3 separate regions of the Homo sapiens genome follow, and all the other regions are linked to region 1. A link is a contact called in ENCODE Hi-C or POLR2A ChIA-PET data. All regions are on one chromosome and are shown on one strand. Each heading gives the region's core, a stretch centred on a gene start or an enhancer-like site at or near the end of the contact. The rest is flanking DNA. Distances are from core to core; before and after follow the strand shown.

Region 1 (4,794 bases), core at 1-2,500:
CTATTCAGGAAGAATCATGTACCAGCGACCGGGCTATGGCAGCTGCTGAGGAGAAGCAGCCTCCATGCATAAATCACAGGATTGCTATGGCCCATCGAATCCACTGGAGAGCTGTCCATGCACAACAGCATCCAGCAACCACAGGGCAGGGACAGAGCAGGTTAACCTTGCACAACAACCTTGTTGTGCAGAGGGATGCCATCCCCTTTGCTTCCCTCTTATTATAATCCAGGCCCTTGACTCTTCGCTGCTCCACAACTCCTTCAGGTCACCTTAACCTCAACTTCCCGTTCAGCAATTTCGAGACCACCCTCCCTGATATTAACTACATATTATTCACATTACTTCATATTATTTTGCCTCAATATATTTTAGAAACGCACACTAAAACCATGTTTTGTTTAAAATTTCATAATTCCTTCCAGAATTGCTTCCCTTTTAAACTACTGTATTAGTGGTTCCAATATTCTTCCCATTACTTAGGCATGACATTTTTGAGTCACCCCTGACACTACTCAGAAGATACACACAACCAATTAATCATCAAGTCATGTGGATCCTACCTATAAGCCTATTTCTGTTCCCCCTTTTCATTCTCCTCTAAATCCATTTCTGTTTCTCCTTTTATTCTCAGGTCTTCATAATCTATTAAGTCAAATGTAACCTGAAAGTGGGACCGTCTCAAACGTTTCCTCAATTTAGTTATATCCTATTAACATAGACTCCACAGGTATACTCATGCAAATGTACAAAATGTGTATACAATGACATTCACCGAATAATTGTTTCTCCAGGCAAATAACTGAAAACAATCTAAATATTCATGGTGACTGAAGTAAATTACGGTACATCAATAAAATAAGTATCTCGCAGCCATTGAAGGTAATAAATTAAGACATATAAAAATACGTATTGCCTATACATAAAGTCACAGCTATATCAATTTATACTATGTATATCATTTTAAAAAGATTTTACTCATTTCAAACACTACCTCATTCAAAAAGGCGACCATAAATTCCTGAGGCTGGAAACGAACGAACGGCAAGCCCCGAAGAAACACGCTCTTTTAAAAATTAAATCTTGTGCTACTGTTTCGGGGTTGTAACGCGTGCGTGACCCTCGTCTTTGAGGGCCGGATCCTGCAGGGAAGAGAGGGCGTACCTGAGGGGCCTCGCGTGCCTGGACAGCCCCGCGGGCCAGCAAGCCTAAAAGCAACTCATCCGGCGTCCACGCTGCAACCGGGCGCACGGAGGTGATGCAACGCGCTGAAAATGCGGGATCCAGTGAAGGAGACAGGCTCCGCACCGGCCAATCAGTGCGCGCTGCCTGACACCTGCCAACAAGCCAGGCGCCGATTGGTCGCGCCGGACATGATTGCGCCCACTGGCTCGGATGGTGCGACAGTGGTGCTTGCTGGTTTTGCGCCTCCACGTGGAAAACGAACCAGCGCTGAGGGCGGCGCTGTGCGTGCTGCTTGTATCCGTTGCAGTAGTGTAGACCGAGGTCTCACTCGGGTTGTGGGCACCTCCGGGTAGGTGACGGCCCACTGGGAAGGGGCGCCGAGGTCGGGGCTCATGTTCTTCATCTTGTTTGCTTTTGTCAGTATTTATCTGACTGGACACTTCGTACCTAAATTGATAACGACAAACAGCAACTTCCGGAGAGGTGGCTTTAATAATTATACTTTTGGGCCCTGAGCCGCCGACCCCAAAGCCGCTTCTCCTATCATAAATGGCTACGTGAAACGATAATAACAAAAGGGAAGGAAGGGTCTGACAACCAGATTTAAAAGTTTTATTGTATTTTACTTAAAATGTTTCCGGTAATGAAAACATTGCACAAACGATTTTTTTTTCTTTTTTTGAGAAGCGGTCTCATTCTGTCGCCCAGGCTGGAGTGCAGTGGCACGGTCATGGCTCACTGCAGCCTCAACCTCCCCGGATCAGATGATCCTCGCACCTCATCCCTGGCCAAGTAGCTGGGACTACAGGCTAGCGCCACCACGCCCGGCTAATTTTTGTATTTTCTGTAGCAACGGGGTCTTGCTATGTTGCCTAGGCTGCTGTCAAACTCGTGGGCTCAAGCGATCTGCTTGCCTTAGCCTCCTTAACTGTTGGGATTACAGGCATGAGCCACTGCACCCGGCCTGCATACTTATTATCATTGCTATGAGTCGGCTTGGTACCTTACTGATCTGCTGGTTAAAATCTGGAGCCTTGCAAAGGGCAGTAGGCCTCGGGCTTTGGCCCCAGAGCCTCTAAAGGAAATTCTGGATCTTGCCAAATTGGGAGTAGTTCCGTAGCTGCCTATTGTATCCGTTAGAGGGATATAAAAAATTTATCTGGCCTAGAATAGGTAGAATGCAGTTTCTTATTAAGTTTAGGAACATTTTGATAGTCTGTTCAGCATATATTTAACTTTACTTACCGTCTTGGCCCTGTGTGAAGGATTAAAGTGGTTTCATGTCCTCCATCATGGGTAACTCAGTGTTCTGACTATACTCACATAACGTACATAATTTAATAGCTGCAAATCTTGTTAATTAACTGAAAGTATTTGGAATGTGTTTGAAGTTTTCACATTCCTCACGTTGCCACCTTGTTCAGTTCATTTTTGTCACCTATCCAGAGAGCCCAGATAGAGCCAGACAGAGGGCTCCTGGACAAAGGTGAGGTAGGCCAAGTCTAATTATTTAAAAATTTGATTGAGAAACATTTATATTAATAGTACTGTTGTGTTGGAAATAATGCTCAAAATCCTAAGGAAATTGAACATTCAAACAAAGGATTTTCAGCAAAGCAATTTTACTTCTGCGCAGAGGGGTGCTTCTCCTTGGCCAGTCACCATGAGAGCACACCAGAACAAAGGGGCACGAGAACCTTTATCCCTGACACAAACCCTGCCCCTGTACCCTTTCTCCATTGGCCGGAGTTGGGCCTCACAATCTAAAATAACCACAGTTGGCTAAACATTTTAACTTTCTTTAGATAAGGTGGGCACGTAAGAGAGAGGGGAAAGGGGGAAGGGCTGTCTGTAATGAGCTAGAGAGCTAGTCTTCTCTTCGGATAAGGAATACGAGCTGGTACTGATAACGCCTGGTACTGTGGCCTGTCTAGGCATGTAACAAAGGCAGAAAGGAAAGAGGAGAAAAAGGGAAGAGGGGGGCACTGTGAATTAAAGAATAAAGGATTGATCAGGCTATTTGAAGAGAAACCTCATCATGTCCCACAGTTGGAAGGTATGGGAAGACTAAGTCTAGAAAAAGTTAAGCAAATGAAAAAATTCCAGCAAAAAAGTTAACTGTAGTCAAAATATATTACTTGGACTGAAGAGGTGAATAATTTTTTCACCTTTTCAGAATATGTAGTGTCTGGAAGTGAAAAACCAAGAAATCAGAGCATAAGCATGTTAGGTAGAAACATGGAGGTAAATACTAGAGAAATTAAATTGCTGAAGGTGGTTTCATCTGGGGAGCAGGAACTGGGGGGTGGGCAAGGCTACTTGATGTTACTTATTTGTCTGCTTGTGAAACATGTGCCGGATTTAAATTACGGCCACACATTCTGACACTCCTCCCACTAAGAAGTGAGGATCTGTGTCCCCTCCCTTTCAGTCTGGTTGGGCTGTGTGTCAGTTTAAACCTGTAGAATACAGTGAAGTGACTGAGCCGGTTTCTGGGCCAGGCCTTAAGAGACAGGCAGCATCTGCTTCCTGCCTCTGAGAACACTTGCTCCTAGAGCTTTTTTGCTATGCTGTAAGGAAGCCCATGAACAGGCACTGAGTGGGCCATCTTAGAAACAGATCCCGTAGCCCTAGCTGAACCACCCCAGTGAAAGCACACAGCACAGATCAGCAGTCCCTAGTGAGTGTTGACCAAATTGCAGTATTTGTGCATAAAATAAATGATTGTTACTGAGATGATTTGCTATGCAGCAATAGAAAATAAGGTACAAATGTGATCTACATCAAGAGAAGGTAGAAAGTGTGAATTATTTATCCTGCTGCTTAGTTGTCCACACTCTCCTTGAAGTCTGAAGTTTTGGAAACCTAGGAATCCAGAATTACTCTTCAAGTTATTTAGTTCCTTGGACCCTTACTAAAAAAACATAGAGCATAAGCCCTAGGGTCATAATGGTTAACACACCAGATGAAATCCCAACAGTTAAGAGTTTATATTCAGCATAGGTAAATCAATAAATACTAATTTTAGGTACACACATCATGGCTTAATGATAGTCCCTTGGAACTATATAATACTATTTCTTTTTTTTTTTTTTTTTAAGATGGAGTCTCACTCTGTTACCCAGGCTGGAGTGCAGCAACATGATCTCAGCACTGCAACCTCTGCCTCCTGGGTTCAAGTGATTCTCCTGTATCAGCCTCCCTAGCAGCTGGGATTACAGGTGTGAGCCACCACACCCAGCTAATTTTTGCATTTTTAGTAGAGATGGGGTTTCACCATGTTGGCCAGGCTGGTCTTGAAATCCTGACCTCCTCATGATCCGCCCGCCTTGGCCTCCCAAAGTACTGAGATTACAGGTGTGCGCCATCACGCCCGGCCTATGTAATACTATTTCATACAGAGCCCATTTTGATAGGAGACGTATGTCTTGAAATCTAGGCAGGTTGGTTTATTTAATGTAATGTTAAATCTGTTTCCCTATTTGGGCTCAGGGTCCTGACTCCTAATTGTGACTACCTATCTTTCAGGCACTTGGTATTTTTCATAAGCTTTTAGTCTAACTAGAATTTTGGGATTGGTGTACATCTAGATGTTGTTCCTTAATTCCT
Region 2 (4,794 bases), core at 37-2,536, 800 kb after region 1:
ACTTCCTGGCTGGGGCCCAGTGCATTCACATCATGTGGGGCTAGGAGCTTCTTGTGGCGGGCTCCGGAGCTGGAAATGCCAGGCCTACGAGAGGGAAAGCAGGAAGGAAAGCGGGAGGGAAGTGGAGTTGGCCCAAGGTCACTCATTTTACAGTCCAGGAAACTGAGGCTCAGGCAGGTTAAGTGACCTCTCTAGTTCGGGTCACACTGTCAAGCTAGTGTCTTCTTTTGAAGGTGGGGGACTGGGGTCCCCCAAGAAGGTGTCCCCCCCCCACCCCGCCGAGCGAGGTCACACCGTTGAGTCCTTCTCCCCTGGATTTGGGAAAGCATCACTGGGCACTGCCTCCTTTGGCTGGTCCCTGTGGCGTACTGGACGCCCACCGGCCTTTTGCCCCAGGCCTGGCCCTGTACTCCCCAGGGCCTGACTTTCTGTATGACGTTGGATCAGTCACGTCCCCTCTCAGTTTCAGTTTTCTCATCCAAGGGGTGGGGCGCGAGGCCGGGAGCGGGGAGGTGGACTGAGCCGGCCGGCGGGCCACCTGGATCCCGACTCCGCCACTCAACGCGGCAGGGCCCGGAAGGGCGGGCCCAAGACGGGCAGGGCTCCGGGCAGGAGCGGGCGCCTCCAGGGAGGCGCGCGGCGGTCGTAGCTGAGGCCGCCTTGAGGGCGGGACTTGGACGCGGGCAGGGCTCGAGTGAGAGGCGGGGTTAAAGGCCGCTGCGACGGCGTTATAGACGCCGGCGGGACCGGGGCCCAGCGAGGGGAGGGACTCTGGGCCCCTCGCGGCGTCTTAACTGACGCTGGGAGGGGCGGGAGTCCGGTGGCGCCCGCCCACGCCCGCAGTCGCCCGCCCACGCCCGCAGTCGCATGGCAGAGCAGGAAGGGGCGGGGCTCAGGGCCCCTGGAGGCGCGGAGGCCGACGACGGAGGGGGGCGGGGCTCGAGTAAGGGGCGGGGCCCGGTGGGGGGTTCCTTGAGGCTCGGAAGCCGTCGTCGGAGGGGGCGGGGTTCAGGTGCAGGGCGGGGCTCAGAACTCCGGGAGAGGCGGAAGCCGACGCCGGAGGGGGCGGGGCTCGAGTGAGGGGCAAGGCTCCAGGATCCTCGCAGCGGCCTATCCCAGGACGGCAAGGGGGCGGGACTCGAGTGAGAGGGGCGGAGTTTAGAGCCCTGGGGGAGCCGTAGCGGGCGCGGAAGGGGCGGGGCCTAACGGTAGGGGGCGGGGCTCGTCAAAGGGCGGGGTTTAGAGTCCCCGAGGCTACACAGCCAAAGCCGGGGGGCTGGCCTAGCCAAAAGGGGCGGGCGAGCACGGCCCGCGGGCGGCGTTCGCTGGAGCTGGTGGACCGGGCGGCTGACCGAGGGGCGGACGCGCGGCGGGGCAGACCGCTGGGGACTGCGGGCGGCGCTGTGTCCGTCGCCATGACAGGTGGGCACGGGGTCGGCTGGGCGGCAGGGATGCGGGCGCCCTGGATGGGTGGCCCGGCCCGGGGGTCCGGCTGCCTTGCGAGTCGCCTGCAGGCCGCGCCTGGGCAGCGGGGGCCGAGTGACCTTGGCCCGTCAGCTGTCGGTGGTGCGCGAGTGCACCCCCGCGAAGTGGTGGGTGTCCCGGGGCTTCTACCCGGCGGGGCCGTGCCAGCCGAGGCGGTGCCGGGCATGATGGGTGGTGGCCAGGTGCGGGGCCCGAAGAGGGCGGGGGCTACAAGGCAGCTCCAGGGTGGGGCTGCACAGCCGCGGTCTGGGCTCAGCCACTGCCAATGTGTGTGTGTCCCGTGGTGGGGAATTTGGTCTGAAAGAGTAGGAGGTGGTAGAAATGACACCGGAGAGAATTCACAGCGGTCCTGCTGTGATTCTGGCCACGGAAACAACGCTCCATCCTTACAACCACCCCAGCGAGGTCGCGGGACAGGCGATGCGTTCCTCGGCGGCATGTGATTCCTGTGGGACTCTTGGAGTCTCCCAGACTCCTTCGGTGGTCCACGACGCTCTTGCCCCTGTTTAGTTCTAAGAGAATCGGGGACAGCGACTGGACCCCCCAAGGTTGTTGTGCTCCACGCTAGTGGCCCCAGCCCAGCCTTCCTCCCCAGGGCCTCTCTGGTCTGGGGACCTGCCCACCATCCTCCTGATCCCAAACAGGGTGACTCTGCCCTGTGGACCTTCCCCTGTTGGAGAAGCCCCATGAGGGTGATGGGCTGGTAAGGGACCCCATGGCAGCCCGGCCAGGGAGTATGGGGGTTCCCAGAAGCTACACTTCATTCTTACTGTTCTGTTTCATGGAGCAGAATTGGCTCAGGGGCTCAGGGTAGCCCCAGAAGTCCCTAGTCCTCTCTCGGTGCTCGCTCTCTTGAGTCTCAGCCTAGGTCCTGCCCACAAATAGGATCTCATGGGCTGGAAACTGATGACTTCCAGGACACCAGGCCAGAAGAGACTTCCAGCCTAGGCCACAAGAGACCCCAGCTGCCACCTGCTCCCCTTTGTCCTCCCTTCTAACTCTTCTTATTTGTGGCTCTCATTTCTGAGCACTTACTGTGCATTGGACCCTGTGTTGGGTGATTCCTGTTTGAAAATGATCAGATGGGGACACCTGGAATATCTCGTCTGTGTACAGATGGGGAAACAAAGTCTTAAATTGTGCCCTGCCCAGGCTGGGATTCCGTAATTCCCTTAGTGAGTTCATCAGAATGCGTGGGACACAACTCAGAGCTGTGTTGGTCTCCAGGGAGCCCTGTCCCAGGGACTGGGTGTTGGCAGAGCCTGAGGCCTTGCTGTCCATTAAGGAGCCTTCCTGCACAAAGGGACTTTGTCCCTTTCTGCCTGTCAGGGAAGCTTCCTTGCATAAGGGGACCCTGGAGCTGGGAAACCACATCAGGCAGGGGTCCCTGAAGGCTCTGACTATAGGCCTCACCTTGTCCAGTGTATGCTTCCTACCTGCTATGTCTACTCACTGGGCCTGGAGACATTCCCTCACAACCCTTAGTTTTTGGGATGGGGAACCAAGGCCCATGGAGCACAGCTCTGGGAGGGTCATATGGACAGCCCTGCGAGGCTGCAGACCCATAGTCCCAGGCTCACTGCCTCCATGCACCAACTGGGGTCCTGCCTTGCGCCAGCCCTCGCTGTGAGCAGCGCATGTGAGCCAGTGCCTGCAGAACGCTGAGGAGGTGTCTGCGTGGGGCAGGTGCTTGACAAGTTACCCCCTGGGCTGTGCCGGGGAGTGAGCAGTTTTAGTTGGGCTGAGCACTGAGAGAAGGGGTTTCCTGGAAGAAATTCGGGAGAGGAGGTTGATGCCCAAGTGTCTGGACTCCAGTTGGTTGGGGATGACAGGAACTCAGGAAGGCCTTTTGCACGTAGAACAGCAAGGTGAACATGAATTAACCAGGTGGAAACCAAGGAACAGGTATTCTCAGCCTGGGCTGAGATGTCTTGTGGGCCTAGAGGGCCCGGTGAGAGTGGGTGGGGCCAGCTCCCACGGGGCCTTGAATGCCAGGCTGAGGGCATCAGTCTGGGCTGATAAGAAGGTTCATATTGGGGTGTTTGAATGGGGGTCCATAGTCCTGGTGCCAGCCTGGCAAGAAGGAAGGGGATGTAGGGCGTGGTGAAGGCTTGCCAGGTCTGTGCCAGAGCGAGCCATCTTCCTTTGTCCTGTAAAAACAGTTCAGGGACTTGTTTATCGGGAGCTGGCACTGAGATGGTTTCCCTTCTTGTGCCTTTTCTGGCTTCCAAGTGCTGCCTGTTTGTGTGCACAACTCGCAACCACAGGAAGCACAGGACCCCCAAGCCGCAGAGCCTGGCTTCAGCCTCCGGACCGTGCGGCCTGTGCCAGCTGACTCACGGCTCATGGTGACTCATGGCTCTGCAGCAGCGGAGGCTCTGCCTGGTTAGCGGCTTGCAGGGCAGGAGGAAGCCACTACAGGATGCTGGCCACGGTCCACCTACAGCCCTTGCCCCTGGGTCTTGGACCATACATTGCAGAACTCTTTTTTTTTTTTTTTTTTTGAGACAGAGTCTCATTCTGTCACCCAAGCTGGAGTGCAGTGGTGCAATCTTGGCTCACTGCAACCTCTGCCTCCTGGGTTCAAGGAATTCTTCTGCCTTAGCCTCCTGAGTAGCTGGCTCAGCCTTCTGAGTAGCTGGGAATACAGGCGTGTGCCAGCATGACCAGCTAATTTTTTTTGTATTTTTAGTAGAGATGGGGTTTCACCATGTTGCCCAGGCTGGTCTTGAACTCCTGACCTCATGATCCATCTGCCTCGGCCTCCCAAAGTGCTGGGATTATAGGCGTGAGCCACCGCGTCCGGCCTGCAGAACTCTTTAGTGAGCACCTACTGGGTGCTCAGCCAAGTGGGCAATGCTGGAGAGGACAGCCTTGGGCGTGCTTTTGGACTGGCAGGGAGTAGACTGCTGTAGCTGATTACAGTGAATTTCCATGTTAATTAGAGAGGCAGAACGTCTGAATATCAAGAGGTGGTCCTCAACATGGCTGTGCCTGGGCCTGGATCTTGATCTGTCACTTCATATCTGGTTGCAGTCTTGGGCAGGTACCTTATCTTCTCACTGTGCCTTAGTTTCCCTACCTGAAAATGGGGCTGGTGGTTGTCCTTATGTTGCAAAGCTGTTGGAAGGATGAAGGTTGTAGGTGACGTAGGGCTCACAGAGTGCCAGACATATGGGATTGCTCTGTGAATTTTGGCTAATTCATCTTAGTTCTTTAACGAGAGGGCTGCAGGCGCTGGACCCAGACTGCCCAGCTGGGCCTGTCCATGTGGCCTTGGCAGGTCACTTGACGTCCCTGTGCTCAGCT
Region 3 (4,794 bases), core at 843-3,342, 770 kb after region 1:
ATTCTCCTGCCTCAGCTTCCCAAGTAACTGGGACTACAGGCACGCGCCACCATGCCCAGCTAATTTTTGTATTTTTAGTAGAGACAGGGTTTCACCATGTTGGCCAGGCTGGTCGCAAACTCCTGACCTTATGATCCACCTGCCTCTGCCTCCCAATGTGCTGGGATTACAGGCGTGAGCCACTGAGCCTGGCCGGTCTTTACAGACTCTTTATAGGGTCTTAAGTTAAGATGAGGACATTACGGTGGGCTCTAATCTAATATGACTGGTGTCCTTAGAAGAGAGATTTGAACACAGAGAGACACAGGGAGAGCACCATGTGTAGACAGGAGTTAAGTTGCCACCGGCCAAGGAACTGCCAGAAGCTGGATGATACAAGGAAGGCTGTTCTCCTGGAGTTTTTGGAGGGACTGCAGGCCTGCCGACACCCTGATCTCAGACTTCTGGCCTCCTGAACCATAAGACAATAAATTTCTGTTGTTCTCAGGCACCCAGTCTGGGGTACTATGTTACACAGCTCTAGGAAACACACTTCCTAAATGGCCAGGTGTTTAGCATTTGAAGGCTCCTGAAGGCCTGGGTCACAGCGTGGTGGCTTAGGGAGCTGCAGGCAGCCTGGTGTTTTCCATCCCCACCTAGCTCCACCCAGCTATTGGAGGGCTGCCCCAGACCTCCCTCCCAGCCCTGTCCATGCACCTACAGGCAGTGGCCTTCTGCCTGGTGGTGCATGGTGGGCAAAACCAGGGAAGGGACCACACAGGCCTGAGAGGTGGGCTAGGGGCCACTTGGCAAGACATTCTGGGGTCCCAGAGTGTGGTCTGGAGTGGGCACTGCTGATGGCCCTGCCCTTCCCGACATGGCAGAAAGAATACACATGCTTGATTTTGAATAAAGGAGATTGAAGTAAGCCATCGTGTGTGACCCACAAGTCCAAGTGGGAAGAACATATCAGGGGTGACGCCAACCCTGATGGCGAAAGGGGGAGGGCCCCTCACGTTTCACACTGAACCTCAGCTTTGGAGGGCTCGGAAAGCAGAGACGGGGAGGGGCTGCCCTGCTGGAACCCTGCTTCATGGTCCACCTGAACATCCACACTCTTCACGGTCACCTGCCAGGCACTCTAGAGCCAGCCTGGCCCACCTGGGCCACCTTCTGCGCTCCTGGAGGCATGCCTAAGCCAGCCGCACTGGGCTTCTGCTGCCACACATTGCCAAACCAGGGCCTTTGCACCTGCTGTTCCCTCTGCCAGGATTGCCTTTGCCAGCTCCACAGGAATAGGCATGGCTCAGGTGGTCTCCCACAAGCAGCCCAAGATCCAGGATGTCTGAGGCCTGACACCACACCCAACCCTTTGGTGGCTGCCTGGGCAGGGGGCTAAGCCTGGGTTGGGTGGGGTCAGAGGGAGAGAAAGAGCCCGGATCACAGCTCTGGGCCTGCTGCAAGTGGAGCTGGGTGGGAAGGGGAAGCCAGGAGAAGGGAGGCCTCCAGGTGTGGTGGGCCCTGCAGACAGACCCCAGGGCTTTCCATCCTGTTTCCCCCAGCCGGGGGCCCCTCAGTGAGAACCGAAGACAACAAGGGCACCCAGACCTCAGTGTGCCTCAGACGGCCTGGCCCAGTGAGAGACAGGGAAAGAAGGCTGGGTCCACACAGGACTCTGGGGGTGAGTGGGTTACGGGAGGGGCGGGCCGGGGAGGCGTTTTGCTGTTTGCCCTTTGGTACCGGCCGAATCCGGCACCCTGAGAAGGCAAAATCCTGCTCAAAAAATAAAAACACAGAAGCACATGGAAAAACCACACTAGGAGTGAAGGTGAGAACAGGAAGGGATGGGGGAAGGGTGTTGGGCAGAGGTAGCCACGCGTGCAACGCCCCGGAGTAGCAACACTTTCCGCTCAGCCGGCTGCCTTGGCCCGCTGGGTATTTGGTCTCCCCAAGGGCCCCCGCCCACAGCCCCCGGCCGGACCTCGGCCCCAGTCCAACGTGTGGGCGTGGTCTGTAAGTTGCATGGAACCGCCCCTGGGCGGGCGTGGAGGGCGGGGCCTCCCCGCCCCTCACCCAGGCCCAGGCCCAGGCCCCGCCCCCACAAGCCGGGCTCACTCCCCTGGCAGACCCCGCCAAGCGCCTCGGAGCGCGCAGGATGCGCTGGGCGGCCGCCACCCTCCGTGGCAAGGCGAGGCCCCGGGGGCGGGCCGGGGTCACCACGCCTGCCCCAGGGAACCGCACAGGTGAGGGCTGGGGCCGAGTGGCCGCGTGCGGGGCTCTGCGCCCATTTCACAGACGGGAAAGCCGAGGGGAGGGGGTCGCGGGGCCGCACAGCCGTGGGTGGGGGCCACAGCAACGATCTGCCCCGAGGACGAACCTCCTCGACCCTCCGCCGGCCCAGCAGGCGCCCTAGCGGAGCCGAAGCCTGGCAGCGAGCAGTTCGAAACCAGGCGGCTGCACGCAGCAGCCCGCGCGCCCGTTCCCGAGTGGCCGCAGCGCCTTGGTCCCGGGCGTCTGCGGACAGCGCGGCCGGCCAAGCCTCTCCACGCCGCAGGCTCCGGGCCCCTCCGCGCCCCTCCCGGGGAAGTCGAAACCGGCCTCACCTGGCGGGCGGGTGGCGCGGGGGCGGGAGGGGGGAGCCGGGAGCCCTCTCTGCGCCTGAGGGAGGTGTCATCTTCACGATTCCTTGGTGACCAGCGCAGCTCCACTTTACAGATGGAGAAACTGAGCCTGCGAGAGGGGAGTGGCTGTCCGAGGTCACCCTGTAGCCAGGCTTGGGATCGCCTCGGCTGTCTCGGAGGAGGCTCAGAGGCCTTTGGAAGGAAGAGAAGCTGCTTTTTATTTTACTTTTAAGTGTTTGAATTCAAGAATGTGCTTAAAGAGTTGTCTGCTCCCGTGCCCAAGGCTCCGGGGTTCGAATGCTGGCCTTGCTCCTTGAATGATTCTAAAGTCTAACCCTTTTAGAAACGGAACCAAACCGGAACTCTGGGTCTCAGATATCCCAAAAGCTTACTTCCGCGGCCACTGCCCACGAACGTTAGGCCTGAGGGTTCTGGGCGTCTCAGGCGTTGCGGGGCTAAGGCTCTGCGCAGGAGGAAGCTGAGGCCCGGAGTGGGGTGGGCTGGACCAGGTCACACTGTCAGCCTGCAGCCCCAGGGAACTGGCAGGAAGGTGGCAGGAGAATGGCTTCCTCTCACAGTTGGGGAAACTGCGGCTCAGGGAGCTAATTCACCGAGCAGAGGTCCGCAGCTCAGCAAAGTGGGCGCTGAGACTTGTTCCTGGCGCTGGTGGATTTGGTTTATTTAGTTTGACTCTGGCAGCCTAATGTCCAGAGTCCCTAATTTGGTGTTGGGGTGATGAGCACTTTTGCTCCTGTGTTTGAGCAAGGCCTGCCCAGGGCCTGGTACTACCTGAGGAGCCCCTTCTACTGGCACAACAGCCTGGGGGCGTGGGTGCCAGTGCCCTTTGGATAGCCTTGACTTGCCCAAGGTCAGCCCAAGGCCAGGGAGTATCTGGAGGCTCTGGCATATTTGCATACAAAAGGCTGTTTGCCTTGGAATTTGTGCTGGGAATGGAGCTTAGTCTGGCACCCTGTGCTCTTGTTCATCCTGCCTGGCCCTGGCTCTGCCTCTGACCACCATGACCACTTCCCAGGCACTGGCCCCCTTGTTGGAGTTTTGGGTTAGGATCCCCCCTGTGACCTGGGGTGAGTCGCTGTACCTCTGTGCCTCAGTTTCCCCATGTGCCCCAGTTTCCCCACTGTATACCTGCCCCCAAGCTTGTGGACAGGCCCAGTGGAGCCCAGGGAGGGTACTTGTTCTGGTGCAGGGATGATGCCATCATCTGGACTCCATCACTCCCCTGCCATGTGACCTCAGTTTCTTGCTCTGTGAAATGTGCTGTGAAGTTAGAGGCTGGGGGGTTGGGAGCCTTTGGAGAGGATTTGACACTAAAACACCACTGACCAGGAGTGGTGGCTCATGCCTCTAATCCCACACTTTGGGAGGCTGAGGTGGGCGGATTGCTTGAGTCCAGGAGCTCGAAACCAACCTGGGTAACATAGCAAGACCCCGTATCTACAAAAAATGCAAAAAAAAAATTAGCTGAGCATGGTGGCATGCGCCTGTAGTCCCAGCTATTCGGGAGGCTGAAAGGTGGAAGGATTGCTTTCGTCCAGAGTTCGAGGCTACAGTGAGCTGTGATCACCTCACTGCACTCCACCCTGGGCAACAGAGCGAGATTCTGTCTCAAAACAAAACAAAAACCAAAAACATAGCACGGGGATGTGTGTTTTTCCCACCATCTTTAAAATGGGGCCATTACCACTGGTTTTCCTAGAGTAGATATGAAGAGCACAGTAGTGTGGACAGACTGATCTTCCTGAGAGGCAGGAAGTGGTCTTCCCTCATCTCCCATGAGCGCCCTGGGAGAAGGGCAGGGCGCGGGGGAGACTAGCTCAGAGTAGGAGTTTATCATGTTTGTTGTATGACTGGCCCCTGGCCCTGCTCCCAGGTCAGCCCCAGCACTCCCTGATCTGGGAGATTGTCCAGGAAAGCAGGGTTCCAGTGGCTGTAGGTAACCCCCCTGGCATCCGTGGAAGGGCCTTGGAGGAAGGGCCTGGAGAGGGGGTAGCAGGAGGCATGCTCTGCTGGTGCCTTCTTGGCTTCACCCCTGAACTCCTGCCCCAGAACTGGACTGTGTCCATTTTACAGAGGAGAAACTGAGACCCCGTGAATGCATGTGTAAATCAAAGCAAGGCAGACACACCCTGTGATGCCTGGCTATGGCCTCCTGCCACCCATTGGCATCGAAAGA

What was found. Hi-C counts contacts between places; a loop is a spot of excess contacts on that map. ChIA-PET counts read pairs that join two places held with the same protein, here RNA polymerase II (POLR2A). Pooled maps may share reads with other maps.
Region 2: a map of gastrocnemius medialis shows a loop between it and region 1 (19-fold over the local background). The contact joins the promoter of CARD19 here to the promoter of IARS1 in region 1. A Hi-C loop is called at or near these places in 1 of 168 maps with a recorded cell type or tissue (gastrocnemius medialis), 4 of 37 single-sample maps with no recorded cell type and 13 of 50 pooled maps. POLR2A ChIA-PET finds 5 or more read pairs at or near these places in 1 of 52 experiments (naive thymus-derived CD8-positive, alpha-beta T cell).
Region 3: a pooled map shows a loop between it and region 1 (5-fold over the local background). The contact joins the promoter of SUSD3 here to the promoter of IARS1 in region 1. A Hi-C loop is called at or near these places in 2 of 37 single-sample maps with no recorded cell type and 6 of 50 pooled maps. POLR2A ChIA-PET finds 5 or more read pairs at or near these places in 3 of 52 experiments (A673, GM12878 and activated CD4-positive, alpha-beta T cell).

What each region holds. Positions count from the first base shown.
Region 1 is chr9:92,292,447-92,297,240 of GRCh38, forward strand. It overlaps IARS1 (isoleucyl-tRNA synthetase 1), which reads right to left and starts at 1,251. Exons shown (of 34, transcript NM_002161.6): 1 at 1,165-1,251. MIR3651 (microRNA 3651) reads right to left here and starts at 101; the gene lies at 12-101. SNORA84 (small nucleolar RNA, H/ACA box 84) reads right to left here and starts at 147; the gene lies at 15-147. RefSeq lists an enhancer at 1,633-1,682.
Region 2 is chr9:93,094,931-93,099,724 of GRCh38, forward strand. It overlaps CARD19 (caspase recruitment domain family member 19), which reads left to right and starts at 1,287. Exons shown (of 6, transcript NM_032310.5): 1 at 1,287-1,422. The coding sequence starts at 1,416. It overlaps LOC101927993 (a long non-coding RNA gene), which reads right to left and starts at 580. Exons shown (of 4, transcript NR_188444.1): 1 at 438-580; 2 at 1-84. RefSeq lists enhancers at 275-324, 3,518-3,587 and silencers at 435-744, 765-1,514, 1,535-1,644.
Region 3 is chr9:93,056,609-93,061,402 of GRCh38, forward strand. It overlaps SUSD3 (sushi domain containing 3), which reads left to right and starts at 2,093. Exons shown (of 5, transcript NM_145006.4): 1 at 2,093-2,222. The coding sequence starts at 2,135. RefSeq lists silencers at 1,808-2,257, 2,268-2,677 and enhancers at 2,188-3,168, 3,169-4,149, 4,218-4,267.